Regions from separate parts of the Homo sapiens genome. Here region 1 is linked to region 2. Evidence: read pairs that join two places in POLR2A ChIA-PET (ENCODE). Cell type or tissue: A673. All regions are shown on one strand. Links, peaks and the distances in the headings refer to the core of each region. The heading gives the core; the rest is flanking DNA. Region 1 holds the start of GPD1 (glycerol-3-phosphate dehydrogenase 1). Region 2 holds the start of SNORD133 (small nucleolar RNA, C/D box 133).

Region 1 (11,371 bases), core at 1-8,000, 350 kb after region 2:
CTGGTCACAGATCTTGCCGATGAACTGATGGGGCACCACAAAGATCAGGATGTCAGCATCCTCTGCAGCCTGGACCACATCTGGGACAGCCACCTGTGGGGGTGACCAAGTGCTCGCGGGCCTGGCAGACCTCCCCTAGCCCCTGTGGAACCCTATTCAGGAGATCTGGGAGCCAAAGAGTGAGGCTGGTAGGGGAGCAGGAAGGCTTGTTTGGGACTGAATCTAGAAGGACTGAACTTGGAGGAATAAGACACTCTACTCCCTCCCCCCAGCTACCACTCTGTCTCCCTCCAGCTGTCCTGGGCTCTTGAGGACTCCTGGAAACCTCATCCCAGCACTCTCCTATCCCTTGGCTGTGGGACAGTGCGGGAGGCCAAAAGCAGCCTGGGCTTGGCAAAAGAAAGAGCTCAAATAAGATTTCATCACCCAGCTCCTCAGGAACCCCAGCTGGGAAGGGGGAGCCCCAGCCTTTCTGCTCTCTTCCCTGCTTCCCCTTTCCAGGTGGGGAGAGCCACGTGGATTTGACCAAAGACCGTAAGTCCAAGGAGCAGCCTCCAAGTCGGCTACTCACTCAGTGAATGAGTAACAGGATTAGTGCCGGAGGCAGGCACTACTGGACCCCAAGTCTGGGAGCCCAGTCTTTGGCTGCCATGGAGACCAACTTGTTCTCCCATCCCTTCCCCACCCACCCGCCTGGGAGCCTGTGAGGGGAAAGCATAGGTTCTCCTCAGTCCTCAGGAAAGGGCCCAGAGCAGCCCTCCTGAGACCTTCCCAAGTCCTGCTGCACCTGAAGCGGCCCTCTCAGCAGGAGGCACCTGTTGAGTAAGGTCGGCTCCAACTCCTGGCCCTCCCTTCCTCTCCCTGTTCTTCGCAGGGTGTTGGGGCTCACCACATTTGGGGGCAACTTGTGCCCTGGCAGGTATTTGACATTCTCATGCTGCGTGTTGATGATCTCAGTCAGCTTTTTGCCTCCAATGTCTTCCTCAAATACCCACATGGTCACCCGTGGGTCAAACTGTGCCAGCTGGGCTGCATTGCCACCCACGATCTTGGCGATGGCTGAGCCCCTGGTGGGAGGGGGAGCACAGGAAAGTACAGGAGGAGGGAACAGTGGCAGGAGTTGGGGCAGCGCCCCACCTCAGGATCTCACAGCAGCCCCCCAGGCTGTTCACTCCTACCTACCTTCCTTATCACCTCCACTCCCATGACAAATAGTCCCCAGTGACCTGGCAGTAGAAAGGAGACTCAGTCTCCTCACCCTTTGCTACTAGAGAAGGGAGCCCCACTTCTCATCTTCCCACCCCCAAACTCAAGCGGCTCTTCACATAGAGAGCTCTGGAGACGCCTTCCCATGGTGAACAGGTGCAGCTGCCCAGGAGGGCGGGGGTCAGGAGAGGGCCGGGCACCGTCTGTCCTGTGCTGCTATGATAGAAGATAGCAGCAGGGGCTGAACAGGAACCTGAGGGCCTTTCCCACCCATTCTGCCTCCTACCCACCTCTGTCTTGGGGGGCCTACCCTTCCCCCATATCACTTGACAGAGCTGCTTACCAGTTCCCGGAGCCTACAATGCAGACTTTCTTGCTAGCCATGGTGCCGCGTCTCTGCCTGAGCCGGCTCAGTGCCACACTCCCTAGCTCCTCTGCCGGCTAGGAGCATTTAACTCCACCACACGTGGGTGCAGCCAAGCCCCGCCCTCCAGGGGTGGGTGGGGAGGCTGGCGCCCAGGGAGATAGAGAGTCTGGCAGAGCCAGGGAAAGGAGAGACAGGGGTACAGACAGGTGTGGAACAGGAATGGGGCAGAGACTAGGCCCAGCTTTTTCTCCTGGGCTCATCGGCTGACAGTGCTGGCAAGCTTCTTCCCTTGGCCCCAGCCCAGCTTCCCACCATGGTCTCATTTTGAGGTCTGCTAAGAAAATAGCCCAGATAAGGAGCAGGTGACTGCTCTCCCTTGCTCCTTTCTGTCCCCCAGCATGAAATAAATTGTATTTAGCTTCAGTAGCAGCTAGGGGAATGCTTTTCAGAGGTAGGCTCCTCCATGACCCCCTATCCCCCCGCCAACCCTGCCACATATCCTCACAGGACCCTGTTCCACAGTTCTGTCCTCCAGCAGGCCCACGCTAGCTCCACTGCAGGGCTGGGGTGGGGGATGTGGGCCCACTTCCCACCTCTAAAGATGAGGCCACATAAGAGGTAAGGGCCTGCTTTGAGGACAGCCCAGCTCAAAAAAGGATGAGAGACTCCAGGTGCCTCAAAAGACAAGATTGTCTTGGTCACCCACAGAGGTCATCTTGGGGACTCATCCATGGGCCTCTCAGATGATCCCCACCCAAAAATGTGTTCTAGGGAAGGTGGGAAAGGTTAAAGTTAGAGAGCTCTGAGAATTGCGGTACACAATTTTGTTGTAGACTCTGGGCTTAAGAGGACAGGAGAGAATAGGAGGCAGGCAGAGTGCACACTGTCCTTGAAAGGCTTTGAGCCTCCTTCAACTCCTCCTCTCAGGGGTTTCCAAGGTACTGCCCCAGGGGCTTCATCAGGTGAATGGCTAGTTTGCAGAGGCCAGAAAAGGGGAAGGCAGGCAGTACCCGGGGCAGCTGTGTCCGTGGGGCTTTGTGGTCTCAGATGCTGTGATTGGGGGTAAGTTTGGTGTATGTTTTTTGGGGAAGGGCGAGAATGGAAGGAGCACCCTCAGCAGTTCAGGGCTCTGCATCGCCCACGGCCATCTGTTTGTCTAAGACGAGGGAAGCTCTGGTTTCCAGGCTGATCTGGAGAGTGGAGCAAGAGGCTCCTAACACTGTGCACCTTGGCCTAGAGGGCAGACACCACTGTGTGCTCATGTGCTGACCTCCTGGCTTGGCAGACGGCTAGGTGGGTGTTGCCATCCCCCTGGGCTGTTGCTGGCCAGCAACTGGTAACAAGCACTGGGCTACAGGGGAGTCTGTGTGCAACCCATGGGTAGGAGTAAGCAGGCAGGAGGTCAAGACTGGGGAGAAATGGCTTTCTAAGTTCCGGGGACTGCCCAGGAAAAACCAACCATATTCTCCTTCCATGGCCAGTAATTTCCCATAGGGAAACGGACATGAAATCAGTAGTTGGCTGTTTTTCTTAGCACAATGTTATACCTAATACAGAAACAGCCTCCCACAGACCACTCCTTTATTGCACTGGCACTGAGATGAAGGCTCCAGTGCCAGGCTGCCAGCTGGGAGCACTGATTACGGGTGATGGAAGAGAAAGGATGCTTCTGTCCCTGGCACAAATGATGGGAGCCCCAAAGAATGGATGTTTATGCATAAAATAACCCCCTTGTTTTTGCCTAAATGCTTCCCTCTCTCATTTTGCCCCTACAATCATTTTAGATAGTGTGGAGACTAAGAATGTGCTCATTTACATGGGAATAAAGAGGGTGCAGAGATTCAGAATCGGCTCATCACAGGAAGTTATCTGTATCACTAGAGCTCTTTTCCCAAGAGCAAACTGTAGATTTGCTTGAAATTAATAATGGTTCATCAGCCATTCATTACACATGTAATTAGCCTGGGTAAAAACAGATGCCATTTCAATGTCCTTGACATCAATTTTCTCCACTCCTAGTTATCGGCCCAACCACTCCTCTCTGCTTTCCCTTCTCAAGTCTGATAAACCCCAAGTTCCGGAGTAGGAACAGTGGTTGGATTTTTTGGTGGGTTTGATTACATATATTGAACAGGCAATACTAGAATGTTCCCATCCAAACAGGCAAAGGATAATTTTTAAACTACAACTTTGGAAAGTGGTTGTACTCTGATCCTATATTCCAAACCCCATTCTTGCATAATGACAAAGGAAAAAAGTCATGAGCCTCCAAGTGGGAAGCAGGCAGAACTGCAGGCGAGTTTCAAGTGATTGCTAATGGGAATCCCTCCTGAGCTGTCTTCCAAACTCTGCCAAGGAGGGGCTAGTTGTCTACAGTATGAGGATGACAACACAGAACTTCCATGGTGCTCTTAAGAACCAGCTACTCAGGAGGCTGAGGCAGGAAAATCACTTGAACCTGGGAGGCGGAGGTTGCAGTAAGCCGAGAACGCGCCATTGCACTCCAGCCTGGGGAACAAGAACACAACTCCATCTCAAAACAGGCAAACAAAAACTGAACTCTTATTTGAACCATGAAAGCGGAACCTTAGAGTAGCAGGCACAGGCTGGGCACGGTGGTTCACACCTGTAATCCCAGCACTTTGGGAGACCGAGGCGGGCGGATCACGAGGTCAGGAGATCGAGACCATCCTGGCTAACACGGTGAAACCCTGTCTCTACTAAAAAATACAAAAAATTAGCCGGGCATGGTGGCAGGCGCCTGTAGTCCCAGCTACTCGGGAGGCTGAGGCAGGAGAATGGCGTGAACCCAGGAGGCAGAGCTTGCAGTGAGCCAAGATCGCGCTACTGCACTCCAGCCTGGGCAACAGTGAGACTCCGTCTAAAAAAAAAAAAAAAAAAAGAGTAGCAGGCACAAAAAGCAAAAATGTCTTTGGTCGTCCAGATCCTGCCCACATCTAAACAGAAGCCCTGGGGAAGAAGTGAAACTCCTCCAAAGGCGGCTCAGGTTCGTCAAACCTAAGGGATCACGGGCATCTATGGCTCACTCCAGCCAACAAGTGCTCTGGGGAGCTCAGATGGACAAGGGGGAAAATGACTGCCACCAACCTGTTAGTACCTGCCTAGCAAGTCGGGAAAGGGCTCTTAAGATCCAGTGGTGAAGCCCAATAATCCCAACCAGCAACTAGGCTGCTTGGACCACTGGGGCAGACAGCAATCTCTTAAGGTAAGACCCTGAGGTCCACAAAAGTAGAAATCTCATTTTCCACTTTATCTCCCGTGTCTAGCATCACAACTAGCACATAGCAGGTGCTCAATAAATACTTGTCAAATAAAATGAACAAACACTACAAGCGTGGCTAATGGTATTGAAGGAAGAAGAGCTCAGGGAAGAGCTCTCTCACAGTAGGTAGGAGGACCCATCCTTCAGAAGATTCTTTTATTAAAACTGGGTAACATCAATAAGGGGACAGTACAAAAAAAAGTTTGGTCCATGAAAAAAACAATTCAGTTAATAAAAACAGTTATCAACAGGGACACTGTGGGAAGTACTGAGCTTCCTTCTCATGGTTCCAGCCAGGAGGCGGCCAGGGCTCAGCTGCCCCAAGGTTGTCCAGTGTCAACCTTTCAAGGGAGGGAAAATGGCAGGAAGGGGAAGACGGGGAGAAAATTCTGCTGTCCCCAGTGTAGAACAGGGAGGGATTTGGGGGTGGGGGTGTGCTCGCAGGAGCCTGAGGAGGGGGTGGGGAAGCAGGGGCTTTGTCAGTTCTGTGGGTTTAGAGCCCATGCTGAACGGAATTCCCCCTTTGTGCCCAGCTGTCTCCCACCCTTGCTGTGTTGAGTCTGCGAGCCTGGGATATGCTAACTCGGGGGTGATACAACCTGGAAGAAGAATGTGAGGCTCTCCTGGAAAGATGCAAAAACCATCTCAGATCCAAGGGGCCAAGATCACAAGGTCCTGCTGCTACCTGAGGGGTCTGAAGCTTTGAGGGCAGGGGCTGGGGAGTCACAATCCTGTGAGGCAGGGAGAGGGAAGAGTCACAAACCCAACTCAGCGCTATTCTCCAGCCCTAGGCGCTTTCACTCCTCAGTGCCCTAGAAGTCACCAGTAGGTGTCAACTGGGCAGACAAGGGACAGGAAGACAGGGATGGCCCAGGGCTTTTTACCCGTTTGGTTTTAGGCCCGTTTCTCCATTAAGGGATGCAGAGGCAGGGTGGAGTGAGTGAATGAATGAGTCACATCTCCAAACAGCAGGAAGGAACAGCCTCTGCTGGCAATGACAGTTCCCCAGATGAGATCCCTGGGGCTCTGAAAGGGAAAGGCAAGATTCCCCCACCCAAATGCCCGGGATTAGGGCAGATCTGAGGGAATCACAAAGGGCAGCCACAGGGAGTGTCTGGGAGGGAGCAATAAAGAACAAAACTCCAATACTGATGTGGACCCCAACTAAGGAGTGAGAGAAGCACTGACAGCAGGCCAACCCAGAGGGCTGGGGACTGACCTGGGGCTCAGTGGAGCCCAAGAACCAGGGTTTCTGTAGTGCTACAGGGCAACAAGTGAAGGGAGAGTTTGTTCCAAACCTGTGGAGGGAAGGAAGGAAATTGGATTCTGTTATCAGGAGAGCCAAGATCAACTAGCTTATAGAGTGCCCACAGGCCTGAGTCTTGGAGAAGGAGCGAAAGCTCCCAACTCCTGGGTCTCTGAAGGGCAGGATCAGTTAGCTGGTCCCCTTGAAGACCACCTGGCCTGAGGCCCAATCCATTCCAAGCACTCATTACCACTACATGTTCTCTCTCTAACACTATCTAGAGGTCCTATGTAGACCAGGGGAGGGTACAGGCACATGGGAACTTTGTGGGGCAAAGGGAAGCTGGGGGTGGGAAGAGATAGGGTGAAAGAAGAGGATAACAGGTGTCTTGTGAGACCCTCTTCATTCTGGTGTTGTCCTTGAACCAACAGCATCCCCTGGAACGCCCCAAGCAAGACCAAGGCAGATACTATGAGGCAGGCAGCACAGGGCCCAAATCAAGAATTGGTGCAGTCGAATCAGGGCTGTGGGAGAGGCCCTATGTATTCCGGATTCCCAGGGCTTGCTCTAATTCTTGTCGTCTCTGCTGCACCTAAGGAGAAAATAGTGAAGGGAGTGGAAGATGAGACAAACCAGAAGTTGGTATCTAACACCACTGACCCCCATCAGGGGTGAAAACCCCGTGCCTTTTGTCAATTTCCCCCGTGCACCCCATGTACTTACCTTGGAGTAGAAGTATCGGCACACAGCCTCCTGAGCCCAGGGCTGGAAGTAGAACTCAGCTCGGCGCTCCTCCTCTGGGTTACCCACCACATCAGTCATTGTCTGAGGGAAATGGAGATGCAGGGTGGAGGAAGAGAGAGGAGAAAAGGCTTGTTTCCTTCCTTCACACCCATTATTGGGTAAATTGTATCCTTCCCCAAAATGTTGAAGTCTAACCAACCCCTAGTACCTGTGAATGTGACCTTATTTGGAAATAGGGTCTCTACAGATGCTCAAGTTAAGATGAGGTCATTAGAGTACCCCCTAATATGACCGGTAGGTTCCCTTATAAAGAGGGGAAATTTAGACATGGAGACAGACACATACAGAAGGAAGACAACGTGAAGTCACACAGAGACCACCACCTACAAGCCAAGGAATGCCTGAGGTACCAGAAGCTGAGAGATGCACAGAACAGAGTCTCCCTCCCAGCTCGCGGAAGGAAGCAGTGCTGCCCACACTGATTTTGGACTTCCAGCCTCCACAACTGTGAGACAAGCCTGTTGTTTGAAACTGCCCAGTTTGTGGTAGTTTGCTACAGCAGCCTCAGCAAACTGATACAACACCCAGTCACCTCTGCAATCAACAAGTCGTTGCCTTGTTCAGGGATCTTTCCTGGCATCCCTTTTTCCTTGCTCCTCTGCTCAGCCTCTCTAACTCGTCACAGTCAGCACAGGAGGGGTGACAACGGATGAGTTCATACTCTGTGCCCATTCCTATCTTCTTGTCTGAGCTTACTGTGCTCCCCTTTCTGGGAACGTCTTCAAATCCCAAATTTTCCATGAAGCCTTCCCCAGAGATTCTAGTCTCACTGATCTCCCTTATCTGAATCATCTTATTGGTCCTGGTCAGTCTAATAATGTCTTTTTTTTTTTTTTTTTTTTTGAGATGGAGTCTCACTCTGTCAGCCAGGCTGGGAGTGCAGTGGCGCAATCTCGGCTCACTGCAGCCTCTACCTCCCAGGTTCAAGCGATTCTCCTGCCTCAGCCTCCTGGGTAGCTGGGATTACAGGCACCCGCCACCACGCCTGGCTGATTTTTTTATTTTAGTAGAGATGGGGTTTCACCATGTTGGCCAGGCTAGTCTCAAACTCCTGACCTCAGGTGATCTGCCCTCCTCAGCCTCCCAAAGTGCTGGGATTACAGGCGTGAGCCACCGCACCTGGCCTGATAATGTCTTATGTGGTTTACTACTTTGTATCATACTAGCCTAGTTTCTTTTTTTTGAGACAGAGTTTCGCTCTGTCACCCAGGCTGGAGTGCAGCGGCACGATCTTGGCTCACTGCAACCTCTGCTTCCTGGGTTCAAGCAATTCTCCTGCCTTAGCCTCCCAAGTAGCTGGGATTACAGGCGCGCACCACCACGCCCAGCTAAGTTTTTGTATTTTTAGTGGAGACGGGGTTTCGCCATGTTGGCCAGGCTGGTCTCAAACTCCTGACCTCAAGCGATCCGTCGGCCTCGGCCTCCCAAAGTGCTGGGATTACAGGTGTGAGCCACCATGCCCGGCTATACTAGCCTAGTTTCTTCAGACAGAATGTAGGCTGCTTTGAAAGCAGAGATCAGGTCTTCCACTCTGTATCCCTGACAAGATGAAGCACAGTGACAGACAAAGTAAGCACTAAATCAACACTTGATGGCTCTGCCCCCATTTCCCTGCTTAATTGCAAAATGGACCCTGGAACATGCTAAAGAAAAATCTGGCCCCTCACTCCTTCCTCTGGGTCTCCTACCAGCTGCTACATGAATAAAGCAGCTGTGCACCTCACTGACCTAAGTCCCTTCAGACCTCTCCTAGGTTCTTTACCTTGAGGTCCCTGCACTGGGACTGAAGCCAGTCATTGATGAAACCCTGAGGGTCTCTGGCAAAGCTCAGCATGAACTCCCGCTGAGTCTTCAGCTGGTTGATGGTTTCTATTGTCTCATGGATCTGAAAGGAAGAACGAAGCTCATACCATTTTCAAACTAGAAAAATGAGAAGTTAAATGGCAGGTGGTGCCTGACAACTCCACATGCCACTTCCAACCTAGTCACCATGCTGCCCACAGCTGGCACCATCATATAGAGCTCCAACTGCTCCGACCCTTGGCATTCTTTCAGCAAGTAATTTGCCCTTGTTTCTGTCTCTCTGTATACCCCATGTGAGGAAAGCTTTCCTTTTGGTCTCCACATTGCCCACTATGGGCAAAGCTACATGATGAATACTTACTCCACAGCACAAATGGGTCCAAAAGTGTTCTCAGGAAGAAAAGGACTGGCATATGGGGCTGTCTCATAAGCTCTCATCTCTGGGTTTTGTTCTCAACTCTCTTCTCATTCTGCATACTCCTCCCGGCAATTTCTTTGACTTGTATATCTTCCATTACCAGTGACAGGGTAATGAGTCCCCAGTCTGCAGCCCAGAGTCTATCTTCTATACTCCAACCAATCCAACTGCTTAAACTTGACATTAAACTCACTACCGTTTCTCCAATACCTGCTCCTCCTCCTCCCCTCTTCCCAGTCATAGTAAATACTACTGTCCACCCAAGCTAGAGACCTGGGAGGCATCATAACATTTCCTTCTCATTCATCCCTCACTCTAATAATCCAAACAGTGGCCAAATTCCTTCAATTCCACCTTGACACCTCTCAAATCTATCTACTTATCTCCACCCTCACTGTCGGGACTGTAAATTTAGGGCCTCAACACGTCTCACATGGATTACTGCACCAGCCTCCTAACTGGGCTTCCTGCCTCCAGCCCTGCCCTCTTGACAAATTATTCTCCATCCACCTTCCTGCAAGTGATCATTCTATATACAAATAGCATCAGTCCCTCCACTGGTAATGATCTCTCAACCAGCTGTCTTACACAGTCTTCGGGATGAAACATAAACCAGTTTTCCCTGAATCAAAGGTTCTTCATAATTAGGCATCTGGCTCCCTATCTAGCTTTCCTTCCCAAAACATCCCGTCCTCGGCACTCTATGCTGCATCTAGCATACTAAATGGCTCGTACTTCTTTAAGACACCAGGCTCTCTCTCTCTTCTCTGGACCTTTACATGCCCTATTCCCTCTTTCTGGAACGTCTTCTGCCTCCTATGCCCCCAGCACTACTATCCTTTTTGCCCTTTCATTAACACCCACTTTGTCCTTCAAGATTTAGTTGGGGCCGGGCGCGGTGGCTCACGCCTGTGATCCCAGCACTTTGGGAGGCCGAAGCGGGTGGATCACCTGAGGTCAGGAGTTCAAGACCAGCCTGACCAATATGGTGAAACTCCGTCTCTACTAAAAATACAAAAATTAGCCGGGCGTAGTGGCAGGTGCCTGTAGTCCCAGCTACTCAGGAGGCTGAGACAGGAGAATTGCTTGAACCCAGGAGGCGGAGGTCGTAGTGAGCCAAGATCATGCCATTGCACTCCAGCCTGAGCGGCAGAGCAAGACTCCATCTCAAAAAAAAAAAAGAAAAGATTTAGTTGGGGCATCAACTCTTCCAGCAAAGCCTCCCTTTCTCCTTCATGTTCCCAAAGCACTTTTGGCTTTATTTGCAAGGACTGCGTCTAGTAATAACAACCCAGATAACAATAATAGTAGCAGAAGTTACCATTTGTTGTTTTTATGTGCCAGATACAGTCTCAAGTCTTTACACACACTCCCTCATTTAATCGTCATAGCAACCTGATTAAAATAGGTACTATGGGCTGGGCGTGGTGGCTCACGCCTGTAATCCCAGTACTTTGGGAGGCTGAGGCGGGCAGATCACTTGAGGTCAGGAGTTGGAGACCAGCCTGGCCAACATGGTGAAACCTCGTCTCTACTAAAAATACAAAAATCAGCCGGGTGTGATGGTGGGTGACTGTAATCCCAGCTACTTGGGAGGCTGAGGCAGGAGAATCGCTTGAACCCAGGAAGTGGAGGTTGCCGTGAGGCGGGATTGCACCACTGCACTCCAGCCTGGGCGAGAGAGCGAGACTCCTGAAAAGAAAAAAGGAAAAAAAAGGTACTATGGTCTCTATTCCACAAATCAGAAACCGAGGCTCAGTGCTGTTGAGAGTATCCCCACAATCAGAATTCATTTGAGTCTGGCTCAAACCAGCACCAAGCACAGTACCTGACATATACTGGGTGTCACCGTATTTTGAATGAACACTAAGAATCAAAAGGAGGCCTTGAAGCTGTGATAGGGGCTGGTGGTACCCAACTATCCAGGGCACAGACCCCTACCTTGTTGTCTAGAGTAGCAATCTCCTGTTGGCTGGCAGTGGACAGCAGAAAAGAATTCATCTGGGTCTTCAAGGTGTCATCCACTTCAACATCAATGTCATAACAAGCTGTCTTTTTCTGATCATTCGGGTCAACACTGGACAGGAAACCAAAGGAGCCTGGTAAAGAGCTTGTCCCCTAAGACCTAATTACACAGGGTCAAAAAGATGACCCAGGATGAAGAGAAAAGGGGCTAACTGTAAAAGGGCCCGAGAACTTTCGGGTGTGACAGAAATGTTCTACACTTTATTGTGGCAGCTACAT
Region 2 (11,489 bases), core at 1,469-9,468:
AAAAACACCTAAAATCTCAAGCAACTGAGGATCTTGGATCTACAGATTAAGAAGAGTGAGATTTATGTTTGGCCCATTATTTGCAGTTTATATATCTCAGTTTTTGTAATCTATTTTCATAGTTATAAACCAACAATATAAATCACATGTTGCCAATTCCTGACTCTAGGAATAAGGATTTAAAACCTCTTGAATAATTATAACCCCACCAATTAAACGTAAATTCCCACAGCATCTCTAGTTGTCCTGTTTTATTCTTTACAGACCATAAAAAATTACCATTATTAAAACTTAAAGTAGCTGGGTGTGGTGGCTCACACCTGTAATCCCAGCACTTTGGGAGGCCAAGGCGGGTGCATCACGAGGTCAAGAGATCAAGACCACCCTGGCCAACATGGTGAAACCCTCTGTCTCTAACTAAAAATACAAAAACAAACAAAAAACAAAAACAAACAAACAAAAACAAAGATAAAATTATCAGGCTGGGCGCAGTGGGCTCAGTGGCTCATATCTGTAACCCCAGCACTTTAAGAGGCTGAGGTGGGAGGATCATTGGAGCCCAGGAGTTTGAGACCAGCCTGCACAACATGGCAAAACCCTGTCTTTACAAAAAAAAAAATACAAAAACTTAGCTAGGCATGGTGGTATGCGCCTGTAGTCCCAGCTACTAGGAAGGCTGAGGTGGAGAATTGATTGGGCCTGGGAGGTCAAAACTACAGTGAGCCATGATCATGTTACTGCACTACAGCCTGGGTGACAGGGCAAAACACTGTCTTAAAAAAAAAAAAAAAAGTTGGGTTGAGTTTCACATAAAGTGACACTTTGCCATAGAATTACTTTATATTACAAACTAGATTTCTTAAATAGCAATGAAAATAGTATGTCACTTAACAAAAAGTAATTTTTTTTTTTTTTGAGAAAGGTCTGGCTGTGTCACCCAGGCTGGAGCGAGGTGGTGCGATCTCAGCTCATTACAACCTCTGCCTCCTGGGCTCAAGCTATCCTCCCACCTCAGTCTCCCAAGTAGCAGGGACTACAGGTGCACACCAGTATGCCTGGCTAATTTTTATATTGTCAGTAGAGACGAGGTTTCACTCTGTTGCCTAGGTTGGTCTCCAACTCATGAGATCAAGTGATCTGCCTGCCTTGGCTTCTCAATGTGTGGGGAATATAGGCATGAGCCACCCCACTGGCTATAAAAAGTAATTTTAAAAATAGTTAGGCCAGATGCGGTGGCTCACACCTATAATGCCAGCACTCTGGGAGGCCAAGGCGGGTAGATCACCTGAGGTCAGGAGTTCGAGACCAGCCTGGCCAACATGGTGAAACCCAGTTTCTACTAAAATACAAAAAATTAGCTGGGCGTGGTGGCATGCGTCTGTAATCTCAGCTAATTGGAAGGCTAAGGCAGGAGTATCGCTTGAACCCGGGAGACGGACGTTGCAGTGAGCCGAGATCCCGCCATTGCACTCCAGCCTGGACAACAAGAGCAAAACTCCGTCTTTAAAAAAAAAAAAAAAAAAAAAGGCCGGGTATGGTGGCTCATGCCTGTAATCCCAGGACTTTGGGAGGCCAAGCTGGGTGGATCACGAGGTCAAGAGATTGAGACCATCCTGGCCAACATGATGAAACCCCGTCTCTACTAAAAATACAACAATTAGCTAGCACATGCCTGTAGTCCCAGCTACTCAGAAGGCTGAGGCCAGAGAATTGCTTGAACTCGGGAAGCAGAGGTTGCAGTAAGCAGAGACTGCACCACTACACTACAGCCCGGTGACAGAGCACGACTCCGTCTCAAAAAAAAAAATTTATATTACCTGTTACATCTTGAAAATGAACTGATATGATAGATATGGTATTTGCATATGTTTAGAAAATGTCCTTCATCCAACTTTCACACTACATTTCAATATGCTTAAGGGACAACTTACTACATTTATACAGCCCTCAGATCTCATAATCTTACCCTTCACTGAGAGGGACTTAACAATCTCGATCCAGGCAAAAGAGAGAAAGAATGAAGAAAGAAAGAAGTGATAAAAGACAGAAAAGAGAAGTAAAGTGAAAGAAAGATAGTATGAAAGGTAGAAAAATGCCTGGATTTCTGAAAGTTAGTCCTATTCTCTCTAAGTAGGAATAGTGATCATCACTGGGCTGTCACAGGTTAATATAAAAATTGCAAAAGGCTCTCTAAAAAAGACTTTGTCCTTAGCTGTTAACATTAATAATAATAATAAATGCCTGGCAGTAGTCACTTTTTAGAAGTAGTCACTTTTTAGAAGCAAGAAGGAAACAAGGATTTGGGTTGCTGGTCCAGAAGGTCTTTATTTGCATTTTTAGAAAAAGTATTCACTAATTATTTCTGTAATTAAAAATTACCAACCTGTATTGGTCAAATATATGGAAAAGAACTGTACACAAGTGGTTTTAAGTAACATGCAAAAATGTACTAAACACACCATGTATTTTCAAAACCATAGGTATACTTCCTTATAAGTAAAGATAACTTGACTGTCATTCCTGGCTGTCACCAAAAAGATGCAACGGATAAAAGGTAACAATAAAGAAATAACCATGGAGCCAAGTAAAGTATTTCAGAGTCAAGCAACTGCAAATATCAGTACCTTTATTTTTTGGAGGGGGGAGCGGGGAGGGGTGAGAGGGCGTGGCTGCAGGGAATAACAGAGTCTCACCGTCACCCAGGCTGGAGTGCAGTGGTATGATCTCGGCTCACTGCAACCTGTGCTTCTCAGGCTCAAGCAATTCTCGTTCCTCAGCCTCCTGAGTAGTTGGGACTTCAGGCATGCACTACACCACCACGCCCAGCTAATTTTTGTATTTTTGGTAGAGATGATGTTTCGTCATATTGCCCAGGCTGCTCTTGAACTCCTGAGCTCAGATGATCCACCCACCTCAGCCTGTGTTTATGTTTAGTAGTAAAATTTTTCTAACACTTGAAAATGATCTTCAATTGCTTTAACCAATTGTGTCTGTCAAGAATAGTCCAAAAACTCTGACTATTAAAGAGTAGTACACAATGTTTCCAGTGAGAAGAATATTTTTTCATTCTGTTGGGGCTCATTTCTCCAGTAAAACAAGTTTCAGAAAAACCTGTCAAAAAAGGACTAAGTTCCTAGAAGTCATCTTGGAAAAACATACTCCAGATGGTCTCCTTTCCAAAAGAAATAATTAGAAGAATCGAATCTGGCAAAAGACTGTCACTGAAAATAAACCATTAGGAAAAACCCTCAAAAACCAAGAGTCTCACAAAACAGCAAACGAGAAGTAATAAATGTGAAACTATTAAATAAATCGAAATGACTATATGTCAGTCCTTTATTCTTTGGTTACTCATACTGTGTTAAAAGCCATAGTATCACGCCTGTAATCCTAGCAATTTGGGAGGCCAAGGTGGGAGGACTGCTTTGAGCCCAGGAGTTCAAGACCAGTCGTCCCAGGCAACATAAACAGACCCTGTCTCTACCCCCACAACAACAACAACAACAAGCCATAACATACACCAAATATTGAGATTATCTGTTGATGTCTACATAAAGAAAAATACCTCAGACATACATCTCAATCTTTATGATAGCATATAGTTTCTATGATTCTTAATAATTTATCCTGAACATAGTGCTTTAAGTGCGGGCTTTGGAGTTGAACTGCCTAGGTTCAAATCTTAGCTCTACCAATTACTAGCTGTGTGTTCTCAGACATGATATTTTACATCTCAGATTCCTTATCTGTAAAGTAGACATAAGTGCACCTATAAAGGGTTCTGAAAAAAGTAACTGATAAAATATGTAAAGCCCTTAGGAACAGAGTTTGTGATATTAAATGTGCAATAAATGTTAGCTACTGTCTGTTGTGCACTGTAGTTCTTGGGTGTCATTTCAAAAATCCTTTAAAAACCTGAATAACATACATCCCAACATTTATTACACAATTCAGTTAACAACATTTATATCTTCAAAGAATTCATTCTCTAAAATGCTACCCATTTAACATACTAAATGGAAATTAGTCACCAGATTTGTCAGAGACTGGTGTCATGAAATATTTTTTCTATTCTCTTTTATTATTAAAAAAAATCTGAATCCCAAGTCTGTTACATGCATTACCAACTCAAAGGTCAAAGTGTTTTTACGAATTCTAGATTAAACTGTTCATATACACTTAGTAAAAACAAAACAAACAAAAAATCCACCAAACCTTATTACTGAGCCTGACAACAAACATTGCTATTAATGCCTTAAGATCCATTAGGAATTGTTTAAAATACATTACAGCTATGGTTTTTATCTTACCGATTTTTTTGGAATGGTCGACCCATATTCATAGCAGCAGCATTTGTTTTATAAGATCCTGGCGAATTAAAGCCATTCACAAAACTACCATTGGGAAAGGGAGCCTAGAAAAAAATGTATGTTTAAACAATATTAATGGCAAAGGTAAAATCTGGTGTGAGGGTCACAAGAACCTTAATGAGCTTATGAATTTATCTTTTACAAGCCAAAAATATCTTAAAATATTTTACTGATTCATTTCTGCAATATTCACTTCAAGTACCACTGGATTTATGAACAATTCATAACTTAGTAAAGAATGTCTGGTCTGACATTTCGCAACACTAAAATGCATTTAAAATCACGCAAAAGTTATCCAGTCTCTTCTTTCAATTCACTCAGCAAATTTTATGGAATAAAATTATGCGCTCTAATAGCTCACCTCTTAGTCATATGCATTTATTTGGTATGGAGAATTAGATATCCATATCACTGTTTAAAAGCCAAAAAGTGGCCGGGCATAGTGGCTTGTAATCCTAGCATTTTGGGAGGCTGAGGCGGGTGGACTGCCTGAGCACAGGAGTTCGAGACCAGCCTGGGCAACATGGCAAAATTCCATCTCTACGAAAAATACAAAAAATAAAATAAAATAAAGGCCAAAAAGTCATCAATGTCAACATAAATGAGCTCCCACTCCAACTGATTTCTTCAAATTTCAGCTCAAATTAAAAATATTATTATATTTTATTGTAAGGATCTCACTTACCAGTGGTGTTTCAAAGTAAGGTGTAGGATTTGGAGACCAAGACTGAGGCACAATACTATAGACCGAGTACTGTTGGTGAGGATTATATACAGGCTGCATAAAGACTGGGGAGGCATACTGTGCTTGAGTTTGAATGGGGTGACTATAGATACTAGAATCCATTAATCGATAACCATTCTTAGCAAAAAATGTATTGATGGCTTTTATCCTTGCCTAGAAGAGGAACACATTATAGCAACAAAGAATTAAGTGTATATTTTAAAAAATACATTTAATTTACATTTTAACATATATTTTACATGACTATACTATTTCTGCCTACAGTAGAATCAGTAGAGCAAAAGAAAAGAAAATGACAGCTTTAATTAATTAATAAATAATAAAAACGTTTTCATGGTATAAAAACCATAGTAAACAAGGTAAAACCCCCCCCGCCACACACAAACACACGTCAAAATAACCAGGTGTGCTGGCTCACACCTGTAACCTGAGCACTTTCAGAGGTCAAGGGGGTAGGATCGCATGAGCCCAGGAGTTCGAGGCCACCCTGGGTACCACAGTGAGACCCATCCCTTACAAGGAAAAAAAAAAAAAAAAAGCTGGGCATGGTGGCATGCAACCTGTAGTCCTAGCTGCTTGGGAGGCAGAGTGGGGAGGACTGCTTGAGCCAAGGAGCTGGAGGCTGCTGTGAGCTATGATCGCACTACCACACTCCAGCCTGGGCAACAGAGCGAGACCCTGTCTCTAAACAACAACAACAAGCAGAGTAAAAACCTCCCAAAAAACTAAGTCAAAACAGTAAATTGTAGCTCATCACAGGCAAGGGTACTAGTATCTCTAATACACGAATTGTAAAAACAGACATGAAAAGGCCCAACAATGCTATGAACAGCGTTCACAGAACAAAAAAAGGCAAACGGCTCTTAAACATATGAAACAGATGCTAAACTCACTCATAAAAGAAATGCAGGCATATGTAAAAATGCTCAAAATCACTAATCATCAAAGAAATGTAAGTTGAAATCACAAGATAGCATCTCACATCTATTAAAATGGGTGCAGCAAAAAAAACAACAGGAAGTGTTAGAGAAGATATGGAGAAAAGGGAACTTTTGTACACTGTTGCTGGGAAGGTAAATTAGTATAGCCAGTATGGAAACTAGTATGGAGATTCCTCAAAAGTTAAAAATAGGCCAGGCTCAGTGGCTCATGCCTGTAATCCCAGCACTTTGAGAGGTTGAGGCGGGCAAAGCACTTGAGGTCATGAATTCCAGACCAGCCTGGCCAAAATGGTGAAACCCCGTCTCTACCAAAAACACAAAAATCAGCTGGGCATGGTGGCACACGCCTGTAATCCCAGCTACTTGGAAGGCTGAGATTGCAGTGAGCTGAAATTGTGCCACCGCACTCCAGCCTGGGCAAGAGCAAGACTCTGGGTCAAAAAAAAGTTAAAAATAGAAGTACCGTATGATCCAACAACCCTATGTATATCCAAAGGAAATGAAATTAGTATGCTGAAGGGTATCTGCACTACTGTCTGTGTTGCAGCATTACTTATAGTGGCTAACATATGGAAACAACCCGGTGTCCACAGCAAATGAATCGATGGAGAAAACGTGGTGTACACACACACTGGAATACCATTCAGTTGTTTATTTATTTATTTTTTTGAGACAGAGTCTTGCTCTGTCGCCCAGGCTGGAGTGCAGTGGTGCAATCTTGGCTCACTGCAACCTCCGCCACCTGGTTCAAATGATTTTCCTGCCTCAGCCTCCTGAGTAGCTGGGATTAGAGGCACCCACCAACACGCCCGGCTGATTTTTGTATTTTTTTTAAGACACAGAGTCTCACTCTGTGGCCCAGACTGAAGTGCAATGACACGATCTCAGCTCACCACAACCTCCACCTCCTAGGTTCTAGCAATTATCCTGCCTCAGCCTCCAGAGTAGCTGGGATTACAGGCACATACAGCCATACCCAGCAAATTTTTTTGTATTGTTAGTAGAGACGGGGTTTCACCCTGTTGCCCAGGCTGGTCTGGAACTCCTGAGCTCAGGCAATCCACCCGCCTCAGCCTCCCAAAGTGCTAGGATTACAGGCATGAGCCACCGCGCCTGGCCTTGATTTTCATATTTTTACTAGAGATGGGGTTTCACCATGTTGGCCAGGCTGGTCTTGAACTCCTGACCTCAGGTGATCCGCCTGCCTTGGCCTCCCAAAGTGCTGAGATTACAGGCATGAGCCACCATGCCCAGACCCATTCAGTCTTAAAGAAGGAAATCCTGTCATTTGTGACAACCTGAATGAACCTAGAAGACATTATGCTAAGTGAAATAGGGCAGGCACATAAAGACAAACACTGCATGATCTCACTTGTATTTGAAATCTAACAAGGTGGAACTCATAGAGACAGTATAATGGTGGTTACCATAAGCTAGGGATAGGGGGAGGCAGGGACTGGGGAAATGTTTCATAGGGTATAAAGTTTGTGTTAGAAGAAATAAGTTCTGGAGAGCAGGGTGATGATAGTTAATAATAATGTATTATGTAATTCAAAATTGCTGACTTTAAATGTTTGCAATACCAAAAAGGCATGTATACAATTTGATTTGCCAACTAGAATAACTTAATAAAGCTGTGGGGAAAAAATATACCCACGTGACTATTCACTAACACTAATTGTAAAAGGTGAGGAAACCTATGGGCCCCAGAAGCAACCCAACAGTCCATCACCAGTTGAACACAACGTGTACATCCAAACAACTGAGTATCATAAACGTAAAAAAGAACTGAAAAAATGCTCTAAACACCATTATGAAGTGACTTCCAGAATACACTATTAAGTCAAAAAAAAATTAACAGGAGACAAGGCAGCCAGGCACAATGGCTCATGCCTGTAATCCTAGCACTTTGGGAGGCCAAGACAGGTGGATCACCTGAGGTCAGGAGTCAAGACCAACCTGGCCAACATAGTGAAATCCCATCTCTACTAAAAAAATACAAAAAATTAGCCAGGCATGGTGGTGCACACCTGTAATCCCAGCTACTCGGGAGGTTGAAGCAGGAGAATTGCTTGAACCCAGGAGGCGGATTTTTTTCCGAGATTTTCATATGGGAAAAAGGAGAAACAGACATGAGGCAGAAGAAAGGAAAACCATACAGCCTGAATTTAAATTGTAAGCATCAGTACAAACCTACATTTTTGTCTTAAAACATAAAAACTAAACAGCTCTGTCTAAAAAAGCTTAGAAACAATGACAAAACCAGTAGACACAAATACTACTTGTGTCTAGGCAGTGGTCCACAAAATACCATTTCCCCATAAAGTAGCCTAAGGATTTAAAAGAACTGGTTGACTCCAGTCCTTTGGCATGAAATGTGTAAGAGCCTGGAACATCTTGACAAACTGCACAGCAAGGTAACCAGTAAAGATTGCTACGGCTGGCCAGGCAGGGTGGCTCACGCCTGTAATCCCAGCACTTTGGGAGGCTGAGGCGGGCGGATCACGAGGTCAGATCAAGACCATCCTGGCCAACATGGTGAAACCATGTCTCTACTAAAAACACAAAAAATTAGCTGGGCGTGGTGGTGCACACCTGTAGTCCCAGCTACTTGGGAGGCTGAGGCAGGGGAATCGCTTGAACCCAGGAGGCGGAGGTTGCAGTGAGCTGAGATCGTGCCACTGCACTCCAGTCTGGCAACAGAGCAAAACTCCATCTCAAAAAAAAAAAAAAAAAAAAAAAAAAAAATTGCTATGGCTGTATAACAAAAGGTCTCAGGAGTCAATTCAAAGAGGCCAATATCAACACGAACAGTAAACACCCCAAATATGTTTAAATATTCAAAACCGAAAACAGATAAAAATTGGCTAAAAAATCAACACTTTTAAAAACTGGTAATAAAAGCCAGAGTCAAGCATGTAACATGGATTTCACATAGAACCTGTAACTCAGGGTAATGAAGATGAGTAAGAGTTTCTAATAAATGAAAAATAGATAGAGAAATACCACAATTTTAGCAATCTCTAATGAATTAACAGACCAATGAGCATAGCAGCTAGCTTTTGTATCCTCTCTATTGCCCCAAAAATCAAACCCTTGCTACCAAGGTAGCAAGGCATCATGCCTCTTGCTACCAAAATGCATGAAATATGGGAGACAGATCAGTATCTAGCTACTTTCCATGATAGCCATGTCTTTAAAAAACAGAAAAAGAAAAAAAGATCTAGCGACCAATTTGCATGAAAAACAGGAGAGAAAGGACAGAGAATCATGTTAAACTGCACTCAAGAATAAAGGCAGCAAAATCTATATTCCAAGAAACACTGCAAGACAGATAATGATTATCTTACCCATAAACTTCCAAAAGAAAAAAATACAAAGTTATAGGAAAAAACTACAGATTTTTATTTTTTATTTTACTTTCTTTTTGGACACAGTCTTGCTCTGCCGCCAATGTTGGGGGTGCAGTGGTGTGATCTCGGCTCACTGCAACCTCCTCCTCCAAGGATCAAATGATTCTCGGGCCTCAGCCTCCCGAGTAGCTGGGACTACAGGCATAAGCCACAAAGCCTGGCTAAATATTTTTGTATTTTTAGTAGAGACAGGGTTTCACCATGTTGGCCATGCTGGTCTGGAACTCCTGGCCTCATGTGATCTGCCTGCCAAAGTGCTGGAATTACAGGAACGAGCCACAGTGTCCAGACCAGATTTTTAAAGAGGAAAAAACGAGAAAGAAGGGGAATCAGGAAAATATGAAAAGTGACTAGGTACTTGATAATGTTCAAGACATTGTTCATTTTTAAAAGTCTAATGATGATATTGTCGTCATGTATTAAGAAAGAATCTCGGCTGGGTGCAGTGGCTCACGCCTGCAATCCCAGAACTTTGTGAGGCCAAGGCAGGCAGATCAACTGAGGTCAGGAGTTTGAGACCAGCCTGGCCAACATGGTGAAACCCTGTCTCTACTAAAAATACAAAAATTAGCCAGGCGTGGTGGTGGGTGCCTGTAATCCCAGCTACTCAGGAGGCTGAAGCAGGAAAATTGCTTGAACCCAGTGGGGCAGAGGTTGCAGTGAGCCAAGACCACACTTCACTCCAGCCTGGGCATAAGAGCAAGACGCAGTCTCAAAAAAAGGGAAAGAATCCCTCTTGATAGAGATACAAATCTTAATTTATTTATGGATGAAATCTGAAATTAAGGTTGAAATTTGCTTCAAGATGACTGGGGTTGTGGAGAGAAATGAGTGGGAATATAGAGGAAACAATGGCCATTTTCTACTAACTGTTAAAATTGGGTAACATTTATAGAGTTTCAGTCTTATAAAAAGAGTTCTGGAGATAGATGGCAGTGATGGCTGCAAATCATTGTGAATGTATTTAATAGCACTAAACTGTACACTTAAGAACAGTTAAGATGGGGGGAAAAAGATAAAACAAACAAAAATAAGAACAATTAAGATGGTATATTGTATGTCCATTTTGCCAAAATTTTAAAACTGGGGGCTGGGGCCAGACCTGGTGGCTCACTCCTGTAATCCCAGCACTTTGGAAGGCCGAGGCGCGTGGATCACAAGGTCAGGAATTCAAGACCAACCTGTCCAAGATGGTGAAACCCCATCTCTACTAAAAATACAAAAATTAGCTGGGCGTGGTGGCAGGTGCCTGTAATCCCAGCTACTCGGGAGGCTGAGGCAGAGAACTCCTTGAACCTGGGAGGCAGAGGTTGCCATGTGCTGAGATTGCGTCACTGCAGTCCAGCCTGGGCAACACGGCAAGACTCCGTCTCAAAAAAAATAGAAAAAAATGGGGGGGGAGTGGTGCGGAGCTGGGCCCAGTGCCTGACACCTGTAATCACAACACTTTGGGAGACCAACGTGGGAAGATCACTTGAGTCAGGAGTTTGAGACCAGCCTGGGAAGACAGCAAGACCCTGTCTCCACAAAAACAAACAAACAAACAAAATAATTAGCTACTCTGAAGGCAGAAGGATCCCTTGAGCCCAGGAGTTCAAGGTGGCAGTGTGCTATGATCACGCACACTGTACTCCAGCCTGCGCAACAAAGTGAGACCCTGTCTCTTTAAAAAATAAAATAAAATAAATAAAACTGGGGGAAAAAATTGGATAATGGGTAAACAGTAACTAATTATACCATTTTATCAATTTATATGCTTCAAATTCCTATATTACTTTTAAAAAGGAAAAAAATGCTCTAACACTTGGTAAATTTATAAAGCAGACCATTTTATGCACTGCTTGTGGCTGCTTTTGCCCTGCAAGTTGCTGCAACAGGAATTACATGGCCATCAACATCTATAATATTTACTGTTTGGCTCTTCAAAGAAAATGTTTGCTGACCCTTTTAATAAAACCACAGGCTGAGTATGCCTTACCCAAAATGCTTGGTACCAGCTTTTTTTGTATTTAGGAATATT

The links. ChIA-PET counts read pairs that join two places held together with the same protein. Peaks named below come from ENCODE experiments on the same cell type or tissue, not always from the same donor. Only the 100,000 strongest peaks of a DNase experiment are listed, where the experiment ranks them.
Region 1: POLR2A ChIA-PET joins it to region 2 with 5 read pairs; 2 of 35 experiments call an interaction of 5 or more read pairs at or near these places.

The regions. Positions count from the first base shown.
Region 1 is chr12:50,094,270-50,105,640 of GRCh38, reverse strand. SMARCD1 (SWI/SNF related BAF chromatin remodeling complex subunit D1) reads right to left here. Exons shown (of 13, transcript NM_003076.5): 10 at 11,069-11,204; 11 at 8,669-8,791; 12 at 6,826-6,927; 13 at 4,934-6,694. The coding sequence ends at 6,641. It overlaps GPD1 (glycerol-3-phosphate dehydrogenase 1), which reads right to left and starts at 1,633. Exons shown (of 8, transcript NM_005276.4): 1 at 1,550-1,633; 2 at 890-1,067; 3 at 1-93. The coding sequence starts at 1,590. RefSeq lists an enhancer at 2,574-2,623. In A673, for the core only: CTCF peaks have their summits at 1,661 and 3,855; DNase peaks (open chromatin) are centred at 1,670 and 3,870.
Region 2 is chr12:50,447,239-50,458,727 of GRCh38, reverse strand. It overlaps LARP4 (La ribonucleoprotein 4), which reads right to left. Exons shown (of 16, transcript NM_052879.5): 9 at 5,056-5,268; 10 at 4,311-4,414. It overlaps SNORD133 (small nucleolar RNA, C/D box 133), which reads right to left and starts at 2,157; the gene lies at 1,942-2,157. In A673, for the core only: no CTCF peak of the experiment used is centred there; no DNase peak of the experiment used is centred there.